Regions from separate parts of the Mus musculus genome. Here region 1 is linked to region 2. The links are chromatin contacts, found by Hi-C in ENCODE. All regions are on one chromosome and are shown on one strand. The core of a region is the stretch at or near the end of the contact, and the rest is flanking DNA. Distances in the headings are between cores, read along the strand shown. Region 1 overlaps Wwtr1 (WW domain containing transcription regulator 1). Region 2 holds the start of Fabp5 (fatty acid binding protein 5, epidermal).

Evidence for each region. Hi-C counts contacts between places; a loop is a spot of excess contacts on that map.
Region 1: a loop to region 2 is called in a map of regulatory T cell, with 54 times the contacts of the local background. The contact joins the enhancer-like site here to the promoter of Fabp5 in region 2. A Hi-C loop is called at or near these places in 3 of 37 maps with a recorded cell type or tissue (T-helper 1 cell, T-helper 17 cell and regulatory T cell).

Annotation. Positions count from the first base shown.
Region 1 is chr3:57,484,346-57,490,701 of GRCm38, reverse strand. All of the region lies in intron 3 of Wwtr1 (WW domain containing transcription regulator 1), which reads left to right. Among named protein-coding and RNA genes, the nearest start is that of Tm4sf4, 62 kb to the right of the region's middle. Within about 2 kb of position 3,146, at least 1 of the 3 ENCODE cell types and tissues checked has a DNase peak (open chromatin) inside an H3K27ac peak, as active enhancers do.
Region 2 is chr3:10,010,137-10,016,643 of GRCm38, reverse strand. It overlaps Fabp5 (fatty acid binding protein 5, epidermal), which reads right to left and starts at 4,059. Exons shown (of 4, transcript NM_010634.3): 1 at 3,926-4,059; 2 at 1,501-1,673; 3 at 1,071-1,172; 4 at 34-577. The coding sequence starts at 4,004. The coding sequence ends at 524.

The DNA.
Region 1 (6,356 bases), core at 1,897-4,396, about 47 Mb before region 2:
GAAACTGATATTTTCATTCATTTTTTCCTCCTCTTTTATAGTATGTAACATTTAAGAGAATAAAAGTAAATAACCAAGTTAAATTGGACTAAGAGGAAACTATGGCTGAAAGATGGAAAGAAGACCAAACTCATGGAGCTAACGGGAAAATGAATAACAGGAAGCCCTATTTGGTGACCGAATGGATTTGAACTTGCTGGTCTCTGATGGGTCTACCTACAAGAGACAGGTCATTCATGCGAGATAGGCCCACATGTTTTTGAGGATGAATATGCTTCTTTTTTTTTTTTTTTCTGGGTATAAAGCACAAAGCAGTGATTCCTCAAGCTTGTCTGGACACTGTCAAGCAGGGCCAGTGGGAGTTCTCAGGAGGTTTCTTGAAACCTTCCAGAATAGGTTGAGTTGCAGGCCTGATCTCAGCTTAACGCGGATCAGATTTAGACCGTTGAGAGCCACAGTTGCTGTCTTGAGTAGTTTCCATTGTTACTGACACAGCCCTTTAAAGCTCACCCTTCCCAATGAAATGTAGAGCTATAGGCATTTGTTCATTTTACCTGGGGCCAAACTTGGCCGTGTGCTAAAAGCAAAGAGCCTGCTACTTGCCACTCCTTACAAGACGGAGTTACTCCCCCTGCACACCCCCCCCCCTTTTTTTTTTACGATCCCAGCCTCCATGTAGGTCTGGGAGAGGCAGTTGAGAGACATTAGTTCTGAGCCTCCTTTGACCTAATGTGACTGAATCACTTGGCAATTTCTGGTGTCATTCAAGCAGGGTGTCTGAAGGAGATTCCTGTGCCTCTGGAATTCAGGCTAAAGTGCTGCCTTCCATAGCTTTTAGGCAGCAGTGAACCTGTATGCTGCCCCTTGCCCTCTGCCTTGGAACTCATGGACTGTATCCTTTTTACATAAGTACCATACGTCAGGGATGTTCTCACCTTAATAGCATCTTTATTAAATCTTTGAGAACTTCACACAATGCATTTTCATCATCTTCACCCCCCCACTTCCTTTAACTCCTCCCAGATCCACTTGTACCCATCTCTCTATCCCCTCCAATTTGTATCCTTTTTAATTTTAATTTAATAGCCCACTAATTCCAATTTGAGTGTCCACATACTTCTGTGTGGGGCTATCCGTTAGAATACCAACTTACCGGGAGCCACATTGTTAAAACTGATTTTCTCTCCCTCAGTTCCCGTCTACTGTCTGTAGCTCCTAAGTGAGGGTGAGAGCTCATGAGCCTATGGGGGCCACTCTTGTTCAGAACACTCCATGTTAGAATGATTGGTTTGTTCAGGCAGGCACAGTGGCTGTGAGTTCACACGCGCAGCATCCTGCCATGCGCAGAACATACTATTTAGTTGGTGTCCTCATGGGCTCCTTTCTCCTCTTCCTGGGCTATGGTCCCTAAGTAAAAAGTTATTATTTATGTGCTGTTTGTCTGACTGCCCTTTTCCAGAGGGGAAGGGACCCTGCTGTCTTTTCCATCACTGAATCTAACAGTAGAATATCAGAAACGAAACGATGAAAGGGTCAATGCCGTTTAACATCCCCAAGTCACCACTATTCATATTGATCCTTTCTATTTCTAAGGCAGTTGACTCTTACTGGACATTTGTTGCAAGCTGGGTACAGTAGTCTGTGAAATTCACAGATGTGCAAAGCCACACAGTTTGATGAGCTTTCTTCATCTTGATACCCTGGGTTAAATCATAGTTTTCTAATCCCGTGTCTGGTCCCCCTGTCCCCCAAGTGGTTCTAAACTGAAAAGTGCTGATGTCCCATTGCTATCTTTGTTAATGCCTCATCTTAATTTTTGTGATATCTCACAGAGCCAATAATTTCCAGTGTTTGATTGTTACCTGCAAGTTCCCTTTTATAAAACACTCCACCTGCTTGGACTGCCTCATGCATTCTTAATGTGGATTGTGTGACCTCTGTAAATAGGCAGGAATCGGAGTTGTCATGTCCTTTCGGGATAAAGGTACACTTACTATCTAAAGGTAGTAAAACAATTTTGTTTTCCCGAGAGTGTCCACCCATGGAAACACGTTCAGAATCAGAAGGATGCCATTCTGGAGCAGCGCAGTAAAGGTCTTAGTTTCTACTGTTCCTTACTAGAAATTGCTAAGCACACCATCTATGTAGTAGTGCTTCCTGCTGGATCACTTTGGGTAAATCTTGAGATATTCCAGCAAGTAGGTGGAATTGGGGTTGCACACTCTGATACTGCTTTAGGTGAACACACACACACACACATACACACACACCACACACACACACACACACTCTCTCTCTCTCTCTCTAAAGAAGAATTCAGGAATCAATATGACAAAAATGGGAGGGTTGGTTGTTGTGCCCCACCCCATTTTATTTTTCTGGATATGTTATAATGATAAGAGCCAGTGACCTTTAGTTAGACCTTTATGGTTAGCAAACTATACATCCGGAGAGTCTGCTGTCTAAGGAGAGCATCAAAGCCGGTGGCACAAGCCTTTGTCATCTTCCTAGCAGAGTAGAGGAGCACAGTTACTTGTGCACTGGTCTAAGAATAAGATTACTGTTTTAAATGGGCAAGCAAGATTACAAAGCAGGAAAATGATTTCTTGGTGCTTAAAATTCAAGGTTGTCTGGGAAGTAATTGCAAGTTGGGCTGTAAGTTCTTTTACTGGAAGAGTCTGGAACACTTGCAGCCTTGCAAGCTCCGTGCCAGTCTTTGGAGATTCTGTTTAGCTGAGTGTATATTGTCCTTGAGCTCTGTGCTTATCAACTGAGCCAGCTAAGAACTAAAGAACTAAAGACTAAAGACTTGAGTGTAAAGTCGGGGTTGTGAAACTTACTGGTTTAATACTTTACAGACGTTTGGAACTAATTGCACCGGAAGTGAAAAGCTGGTTTCTTCCTGTTTGTTTGTTTGCTGACGGTGTTGGATGTTAAATACTGTTTCTGGGAAGTAAGAGCTACAAGTGGCTAACTGTTGACAAAAGCTAAGAAATACACAAGGAAGAAAAGAGAGGCATCTGCAGTTATTGTGTCAAGACTAAGTCAAGGCTGCATTGTGGCTGGGTTTCCTTTCCTCTGTGGACATGTGTTTTCCATCAGACAGGGCTGCGTGACACGTGATGTTGGCCAGCATGAGTCAAACCATGCATAGCATATAAACAGAGGTTAGGAAAAGACCTGCAGCTGCACTCAGACGCTCTTCCTGCTGGAATATTTTGAGAACTTGGTACACTGGGTCTGTTTGTAAGTCAGAAACGATTTACACCTGTATGTTTTGGCTTGGCTTCTGTATCGTAACATGGTCAGTTCTAGTCTTACCTGACAGCAGTGATATGAATCCTGGGATGTAATCTTTCAAAGGTCCACCTGACTTTAAGTTCTCTCTCTCTCTTTTTTTAAATTCAGGAACAAAGTGCTGTAACTTCTGTGTGTGTAAAATTAGACCACAGTCAGAGCACCATCAAAACGTGACCCAGGTTTTCACCCTTTTAAAGGGTCTGCATGAGACTTCTTCATGAGGTAGCACAAGGGGAACTAGCTGTCGTCCTCTCCAACCTAGGTTAACAACTATTTCTGACTTCTGAATGAGGGCAGGGGTAGGGATAGGGACCCCTTAGTGATGCCTATGTAGCGTTCTGGTGCAAACTGCCCTTTCAGATTTCCTGGGGGTATTAGAATGTCTCTGTGTGATCTTAAATTCGTGAGTTGGTGGAAATCATCCGTTTTAAAATGTGTCCCAAGGTCTGTGCTAGAACCCTAGAGGTTATGAGCAGTAGCTAATATGGAGTATAGTCTCTAAAAGCTTAGTGTAAAAATTTAACATAATAGTTGACAAATGTCTGTATGGAGAAAGTGATCCCCAGAGACTTGGGAGAGCACAAAGGGGCTGACATTCTACTATGGCTGTAGTAACAGAAGCCCGAGCTCCTGGCAAGCTGCTGAATGAGCCCCTGGACATAGGGGAACCCTGGCTTCAAGCTAGATAGGGGCTCATGACAAAAAATCATTTTACTAATGAAAGTCTGATAAGCACAGGTCTAAATGGACTGACCCCATCACCTGACCTTTTCTTGGTTACAGCATACAGAGTTAATAAAATAATATGCCCTCCTCCAATAATGGGTAATTTGAAGCACATTGGCTGCCAATTTGGATTTGATGGCCTTAGTCTTAAATATCAACTGGTTGTGACACCTGGTTCTATAAGAGTTCTGTCTTGATGAGGTAACCCTGGGGCTGCTGAGAGTCACAGGCCTAAAGTCACAAGCCATTCCGTTTGGTAGGGACTTGCGCTAAATTAGTCCCGTCTCCTAGGAAACCCCTCAGTTACAGGGAAGCCAGGATGATTGGTCATACCTTAGTTTCAACACTTTTTAACTCTAAGGTCTGATTTTATAGCTCTTAGCTTCCCCTCTCTCTTGGTGTACTTAGGTTGCTAAATGTGCTACTGACGATGCAGATTAGTAAACCTCTTAGCTTACATTGTACTGAAAGACACACTGTTTTAAGGAGGAAGTTTCCCAGGTTACAAGTCCTGGGTATTATCCAATATGGCATTGGCTGGCTGCATGCTTTCTGTTTTGAGGAAGTACTACTCAATTTTCAAACACTGTGTCAGCCTCTTCTGAATTCCTGTGTTCAGAGATGATGTTAAAGGGTTGCTTGGTGTACTTGGTATAGATTCAAACCTGGCCTTGAATTTATAGAGATTCTCCTGCCTCTGCCTCTGGTGTGCTAGAATTAAAGCTATGCATACCACACTTAGCCTACAGGCATGTGCCTCCCTCCCTTCCCTCCCTCCCTCCCTCTCTCCCTCCCCTTTTCTTTTCTTTTCTTCTTTCTTTCTTTCTTTCTTTCTTTCTTAATTTTTCTTTCTTTCTTTCTTTTTTTTTTTGCATTAAAGAGATTATTTTATACAGCAAAGTTTTTCTAAGTCCCTGTGAAAACTGCTATGGGATAAAACCATCTCTGACTCTTTCCTGCTCCCAGCATGTGTGTGTGGAGACTGGATAAGAAGACCTTTCTTAATGCTTTATCATCCTTTACCTGCTGTATTCTTTGCTTTTGTTTTCTTTCAGTCTTTCCGTGTTCTAGCTGGTCTCAAACTCTGGCTTGGTTTAGGTCACTCTCCAACTTCAGTCTGTCTCCCGCCGAGGCCTGTGTGTGTGTGTGTGTGTGTGTGTGTGTGTGTTGCTTTGTTCATCTGTGACTTACTATCTTGCATAACATTCTCTAGACCCATGAAATTATTTGTTCAACATAGTAGGAGCTTAATAATTGTTGATTCATATTTAAACATTTAATTCTAATCATAATTCAGTGCTTTGCCAAGACATCTACTAAGCTGGGGTTGACCAGCATTTCTTAGCTTTCTTACTCAGGAGAGAGTCCTACAAGGTAGAGGTGTTGTAATTTTTTCTCTCTTAGAAAAGGGCAGGGAGGTTGTACAAGCCTGCAATCCCACCAACAATGGAGGAGTGTTCCTCTTTCTCCACATCCACGCCAGCATCTGCTGTCACCTGAGTTTTTGATCTTAGCCATTCTGACTGGTGTGAGGTGGAATCTCAGGGTTGTTTTGATTTGCATTTCCCTGATGATTAAGGATGTTGAACATTTTTTCAGGTGCTTCTCTGCCATTCGGTATTCCTCAGGTGAGAATTCTTTGTTCAGTTCTGAGCCCCATTTTTTAATGGGGTTATTTGATTTTCTGAAGTCCACCTTCTTGAGTTCTTTATATATGTTGGATATTAGTCCCCTATCTGATTTAGGATAGGTAAAGATCCTTTCCCAATCTGTTGGTGGTCTTTTTGTCTTATTGACGGTGTCTTTTGCCTTGCAGAAACTTTGGAGTTTCATTAGGTCCCATTTGTCAATTCTCGATCTTACAGCACAAGCCATTGCTGTTCTGTTCAGGAATTTTTCCCCTGTGCCCATATCTTCAAGGCTTTTCCCCACTTTCTCCTCTATAAGTTTCAGTGTCTCTGGTTTTATGTGAAGTTCCTTGATCCACTTAGATTTCCGGGGATCCATCCCATAATCAGCTTCCAAATGCTGACACCATTGCATACACTAGCAAGATTATGCTGAAAGGACCCTGATATAGCTGTCTCTTGTCAGAGTATGCCTGGGCCTAGCAAACATAAAAGTGGATGCTCACAGTCGGCTATTGGATGGATCACATGGCCCCCAATGAAGGAGCTAGAGAAAGTACCCAAGAAGCTAAAGGGATCTGCAACCCTATAGGTGGAACAACATTATGAACTAACCAGTACCCCGGAGCTCTTGACTCTAGCTGCATATGTATCAAAAGATGGCCTAGGCGGCCATCACTGGAAAGAGAGGCCCATTGGACA
Region 2 (6,507 bases), core at 2,810-5,309:
TGGCGTTCGCAGATGTTATAATCACACCATTTGTAAGCTTGGATCTCCCTTTATTCTATAAAATTTATGTAGCTATCATTCGATAGGAATAGTCTCAATTATTGAGTTGACAAAGTTCAAACGATTTAAGGCAAGCTTAAATGACGGGGCATGTATTCACTGCAAAAGAAGCTGGCCACGTCTACAAGTTGCTAGGATATATCAGTCATAAGGGATCCTGAAGAATACCAGAGAGCTTTTCAATTTCTAAGTGTTATAATGTATCACCAATTTTCAATTCCTTGAAGAACCCACACACATATCATAAATTAGCACTAACACGTTTATTTACTAACCAAAGGAATGATCCTGGGTAAACCAAGTTTGACATGAAGGTCCATGTAAAGTGTTTGTGATAAAGAGAACTCAACAGTCATGAAAAATAAAACCAAAGAAGTGAAGCTGTTTGTTGCATTTGACCGCTCACTGAATTGAGCATATTCACTCTGGCAGCTAACTCCTGTCCAGGATGACGAGGAAGCCCTCATTGCACCTTCTCATAGACCCGAGTGCAGGTGGCATTGTTCATGACACACTCCTAGGAGAAGAAAGATAGAGTCTCAGGCCAACTGTACATTTCAGAGCATGTGTTGTGGGCAGAATCCTATAAACGCTTGTAACCAACCTAACAGAAAAACCACATCTCAGGATTCAAACTCAAGAAGACCTAGAGCTGCTGTTTTGTTTATATGTATATTTGCTGCCCTGCAGACTAAAGCACTGGATATGATCTCTAAATTATTCATGTGTTTTGGCAAATATCCCTTACTTAAATCAATGTACCAGGAGAGGGCTGCTCGGTGGCCTGCCAGCTCTCAGGGCTCTGCTGCAGCCACATCCTGGGAATCCCATCACTTCTCCGTCCCCACAAGGGCTGCCTCAGCAATGAGGACTCTCGTTTCTAACTTGTTATTTTCAGTATTGTCCTCCTAAGTTTCCTTCTCTTGTTAAAGAACCAATGACCCGAGATGGTTATGACAACTGTGGCTGCAGGCCCAATCCCAGCATGGTGCCAGTGCTTTGATGCTCACCACGATCATCTTCCCATCCTTCAGTTTTCTTGTTATCGTGCTCTCCTTCCCGTCCCATTGCTGGTGCTGGACCAGGGCACCGTCTTGGAAGGTGCAGACCGTCTGCAAAAATACAGGGTAGTTAGTTCATCATCTTCCAAAGTGAAGGAACCCCCACGACCCACACCACTCCAACAAGTCTTCGCCTTTCCCTCTCTGAACTCCACCCCATCATACTGATTTTGTTCACAATACAACTATGTGCTTTTCGATCTAGAAACTCATAAGATGTCTTCATTTCTTAGTCCTGGGACTTTTACTAATTTATCAAAAGTCAACTCCATAAAGTAGTTTTTTCAGTCAGCCCTTGGCAGTAAGTACAGACATTGTTAATGCAATTTAATCTGTAAATCTAGAAGCTTCTGTCGCTTCACAGTATGTTGTAGCTGACCTCAGTTTTTCTGCCATCAGCTGTCGTTTCATCAAACTTCTCTCCCAGGTTACAAGAGAACACAGTCGTCTTCACTGTGCTCTCGGTTTTGACCGTGATGTTGTTGCCATCACACGTAATGATACAGTCTGGCTTGGCCATGGCAGCCATCTTCCTAAGAGCCAGTCCTACTCCTGTGGGATGGAAAATGACATAATTTGTACAATATAAGCAAGGATTCATTCCTTATCATCCCACTGGCCAGCCTCTTGTCACTCACTCACTCACTCACCGACCTGCATAGCTAGCATGTTGCTCCCATTACACATGTAAGCCTCGTGGTCATCCTGAGCTGGGGATGGGCAGGGGTGATGTCTCCACTGGACAGATGAGAGCCCGGCTTTAGCCAGAAGTGGCAGAACTCGAGGCAAGTCCCGCTCACAACAAGACTCTAATCTCAGCTACTAGCCACTGAGCTACTGGCCCTCAGAAAGTCAGGCAAGACTTTACTCCCTAACCTTAAATGACAGGACTGGCATGGTGGCACACACATGTAATTCCAGCAGCATTCCAGACATGGAGGTAAGAGGGTCAACAGTTCAAAGTCAGCCTAAGCTGCAGAGAGACCGTGTTCTCAAAACAACAATGTAAGTAAAAAAAAAAAAAAAAAAAAAACAAACAAACAAACAAAAAAAAAACAGTTGGTAGATGCTTTAAAATAAGCTTTCAATGCAAACAGCACAGTATTTTAAGTGAGTGGCATGCCTCTGGTGTCAATAAGTAGAGGGAAAACACACCCAGGGAAAGAACAAACATTTCAAAGCTGTGTGACCATGTGAGCTTCCATGGTAAGGCTTGTTCTGTATGTTAGGAACCTGACGTGCTGCTATCTGGAAACACTGTACGATTTGAGTATCTGGTTGACTTTTATGCTGTGTGGTTTGTTTATTCACAGTATGGAGTTCCACATTTCTGGGTTATGCAGTGGTTTATGTCCGTGTCCTTGATGGTAACACTCATAAGGAACCTGGGATACTTTCACAAGAAAGGAGACACTCGTCCAAGCAGGATGCTCAGCCAGGCTCCCGTGTCCCTGTGAGTCTTCTGCTGTGCTCCCCTCTACATTGCCCAGAACCTATGGGTAAGGCCTATAACCTTCCTAAGGCCACAATCTGGAGAACTAGCCACTCACAGCATAAACACCAGCTGCTTTCAAACAGTGCTCTCTACTGGCTCTCACTCACACCTGTGCGGCTTTCCACTGTGGACAAGGAAAGACACAAACCCCTAATGCATCCACATTCTGACAATAGCGTTAGCACAAACAGGATTCATCAGGAGCCAGACTTAGCCCCATAGTGTGCTGAATGTTTAAAAGAATTAAGGCTGGTTCTTAACCAGGGAGGAATACTGTGAACAGCAGCGCCTGAAGCTGCCTCCTCCTACCAGCAGTACCTCTTCCGAGAGAGTACCTTTCCGTTAACCCCATCCCACTTCCTAGCATCTGTGACAAGTGTCGATTTCGTTGTCTGTTCTGTGTTTACCAATGCATCCCTATCTTAAGAGTAGGCAAAACTGGCAACAGACAACGAGGCACTATTTCCAGTGAGGGTGAATTTGAACCTTGCCCACTCTCTGGTTAGGCTTTAAGGAGCAAGTGCTTGCTGCAAAGCCACACCCATCTTGTAGCAGTTGGCAGCCACGGCCCAGCAACAGCAGTTTCTGATTATAGTTTTCCAGCCAGGCCCAAGTCTCCTTGCTCCTCACCCTCCAGAATCAAGAGAAAGAAGTAGAACAGAACGGTCGCAAGACAACAACCATGCACAATGGATGTCTCCGCACTTCGCCCACATGCCACCAGCTGTCGACCGTGCAGCGCCGCGGGCGCCACGCCTAGCCAGTGCGGCGAGGAGAGGACCTGAGACGTGCTGCAGAGAAAGGGATATAAGCAGCATCATTCATAGCCTCTAAAGAGCTTCTGCAGAAACCACGCCCTACCACGCGGTGTCCTCTCTGAGGCGGAGATGGGGTGGAGGGGACTGGCGCCATCGAGGAACAAAAGATGGGGCAAAGGGAAAAGGAGAGTGAGTGCTGCCACGCCAGGGGAGGATGATGGGGCAGGACGGTGGCACAGGTGAGGATAGGAAGAGAAGTGGGGATAACATTAAGAGGCAACTGAGGGGCTGTTTGTAGGGGGCTCACAGCAGTACCGCTGGCACGCACCTGTGAAGGGCCGGAAGCAATGAGGGGCTGCTTCGGGGGCAAGAAGCAGAAAAGGGGAGAAGCGGGGTGACCCACCACGTGCGGAGCCGGCGACAAAGGCGGGCACTCCATCCTAACTGCCGCAAGGTGCTCCCTGCAGCTCCCCCGATCGCATGGTGGAAGGGAACCAACACATCCCCACAAGGATGAGGAGCCAGGGAGGGGTTCGGCGATAAAATCTCACCTAGCTCTTTCATGTACTCCTCAAAGCCGTGGCTTTCCATCAGGCGCCACTTCCCTTCGAGATCCTTAAGACTGGCCATGGTGGGAGGGAGAGCACAAAAGCAGCAGAGACGCGGTGGCGAGGGCGCTGTTCCGCTCCTGGCGCCATCTGCGCTTATATCGTCCTTGGTGTGGGGGTGGTGTCGGGCAGCCAATAGGAGGCGCGCCTCAGCCTGGTACCGCCCCTCGCCACGCCCGGACTTGTGCGCCTTGGGCTGTGCTGGGGGGTCTGAAGGTGCCACCCTGGCCTGGCTGCGCCGGACTGGGACGTCACGTTTCCCGCAGCTCCTGCAAGCTGCGACTCGTCTGGCGCGCCCTGTGCCTCCCTTAGTGACAGCTGCGGCACAGTCCCGTGGGCCCAGGGATCACCCCCACCCCCACCCGCGCCATCTGAGGACAGCCTGCGCGCCGTGGTCCCACTGTCCTGCCGCCTCCATTTGCTTTTGATAAGTACCTGGGAGGAACAAATTAGCCATCGCTTGGCGCTATAGGAATTGAATGGCTGATTACTGAATTAATAAACTGCAATCTCCTTAGCCCTACATCCTACTCCCTCATGAAAGAACCTTCTGACCCCACCCTCCCGCCTCCTGGGGCCTCACTGGGGCCTCTTGGTTGTCTGTCTGTGCATGCTAGACAATCCTGGCAGCAGTCTCTAAGGGAGATTACAATGCTCTACAAGTTTGTTTTCTCCACTACACTAGCAAGTTTCAGCTTAGGTAACTGTCACTTCCTGAAAAATCTTACTAGCTTCTATTCCCCGATCAGGGATCAAAACTTTTACTTCCCTCCATCCTTTGAGGGTGGCTGGCCCAGCTATGAATTAGTAAATTGCCTAGAATATACTGACTATAAAAAAAAAATTATCACTTTGATATGCACTGAAGTCCCACAAAACATAAGGCTCCAAGGACAATCCGCTGACAGTTAGATGCCATCGCCAGTCACAGAATCTGAGTGTGTGGGGAGGGGAGGCAGGGAGAGATACAGGGAGACAAAGGGAGCACATTTTATGAGACAGTGAGAAGAGGAATTGAGTAAAGGTTATGGAGCGGTCATGTAGCCCAGGCTAGCCTCTAACTCCATATGCAGCTAGTAGCTCCTGACCATCACTCTCCAGCTACCACATGCTGACATTACAGGTGTGGCCAACACCCTTGCGGAAGTTGTCATTACACAGTTACTGATCCTCACTTTCAGTGTCATTTTTAGTAAGCCACCTGTGATAGTCCATGCTTTGTTAGGATTCAGGTTTGTATTAGATAATTTGCCCAACCACAGGCCAATGTAAATGTCCTAAGTCTGTTTGAGGGCAGCTGAGCCATAATTTTTTACTAGGTTGGATATATACAATAACTCTAAGTGAATTTACTGCAGTCACGCTGCCCTGCAGCTGAGGAAGTGAACCCAGGATGGAAGACTCCTTCAGATCCACAGCACCCACACAAAAGCTGCTGCTGTGTCTGCACCTAGAACTGCAGCTCCCTGGTACAGCCCACCCGGCATTGGCAAGCTTCCGGGTCAGTCAGAGATCCTGTCGTGGCAGACAGCTGATGTCAACTACTAGCTTCCACATACATGTGCACACATGCAGGCCCGTAAACACACACACATACACACACAAACACACACAAATGCACGACAATTTATACTTATGATTTTCTTTGTCTAAAGTACGTCCTTTCAAAGCTATCCAAAGGCCTGCAGCTTCTCAGACCAGCTCAAAATATGCCATACATACATGAAGTGCCACATTCTCTACTAAGGCCATACATATATTGATGTGTCCTGAGCTGCGACATCCCACTGACTGAGGCCATCAGTTCCCTTCTGTGTGTGGAATGACCTTTCTCAGACTGTCTTTTTTACAGAATCTTCCTGCCTGCTCCCACACCTCATTGGAGGTAACATGGGCTGAAATGAAGTTGTCGCCACCCAGACGGGCTATCACCACGGAGACAAGGTCAGCTTGTTGAGTTTCTACTGCTCCCTCTGTGGTCCTTCCTGGCATTTGCACGGATGAATTTTAATGCCTGCGATTCCTGAGGAAGTTATCCCAGTTTCACAGGAGAGGAGACGAGGCTAAGAGAGCCGGTGCTGCGGAGTAGTAGAACTGGAATCGCACTGAGGAGTTTCTCACGAAAGATCTTGTGAAACAGGACCACACCTGCCTGTCCTTTGTTCATGATGCTTATAAGGAAGCTAAGAGAAGAGGCCACAGCCACCCTGCCAAGACACTAATTATTGTATCATCCCTCACACAATTAAAATCTGACAAGCCTCTACCATGCTGCAAGAAGTTCCACGGCCTACATCCCCTTTATTACAAGTTTCTGTGTGTCTGTGTGCATGTGTGCATGTGTCCATGTGCATGTGTTATGTGAATATGTGTACACAGAACCACGACTGCAGTCTTTAGCATTCACACACTGTGTCCTGCGTTTCCCGATTTCATACATCAGTCCACATTGCAAATATTGGCTGTGACTGTTTCTGACATATACATTAATCTGACAGTATGGCTCCCATCTCACTACGAAGTTG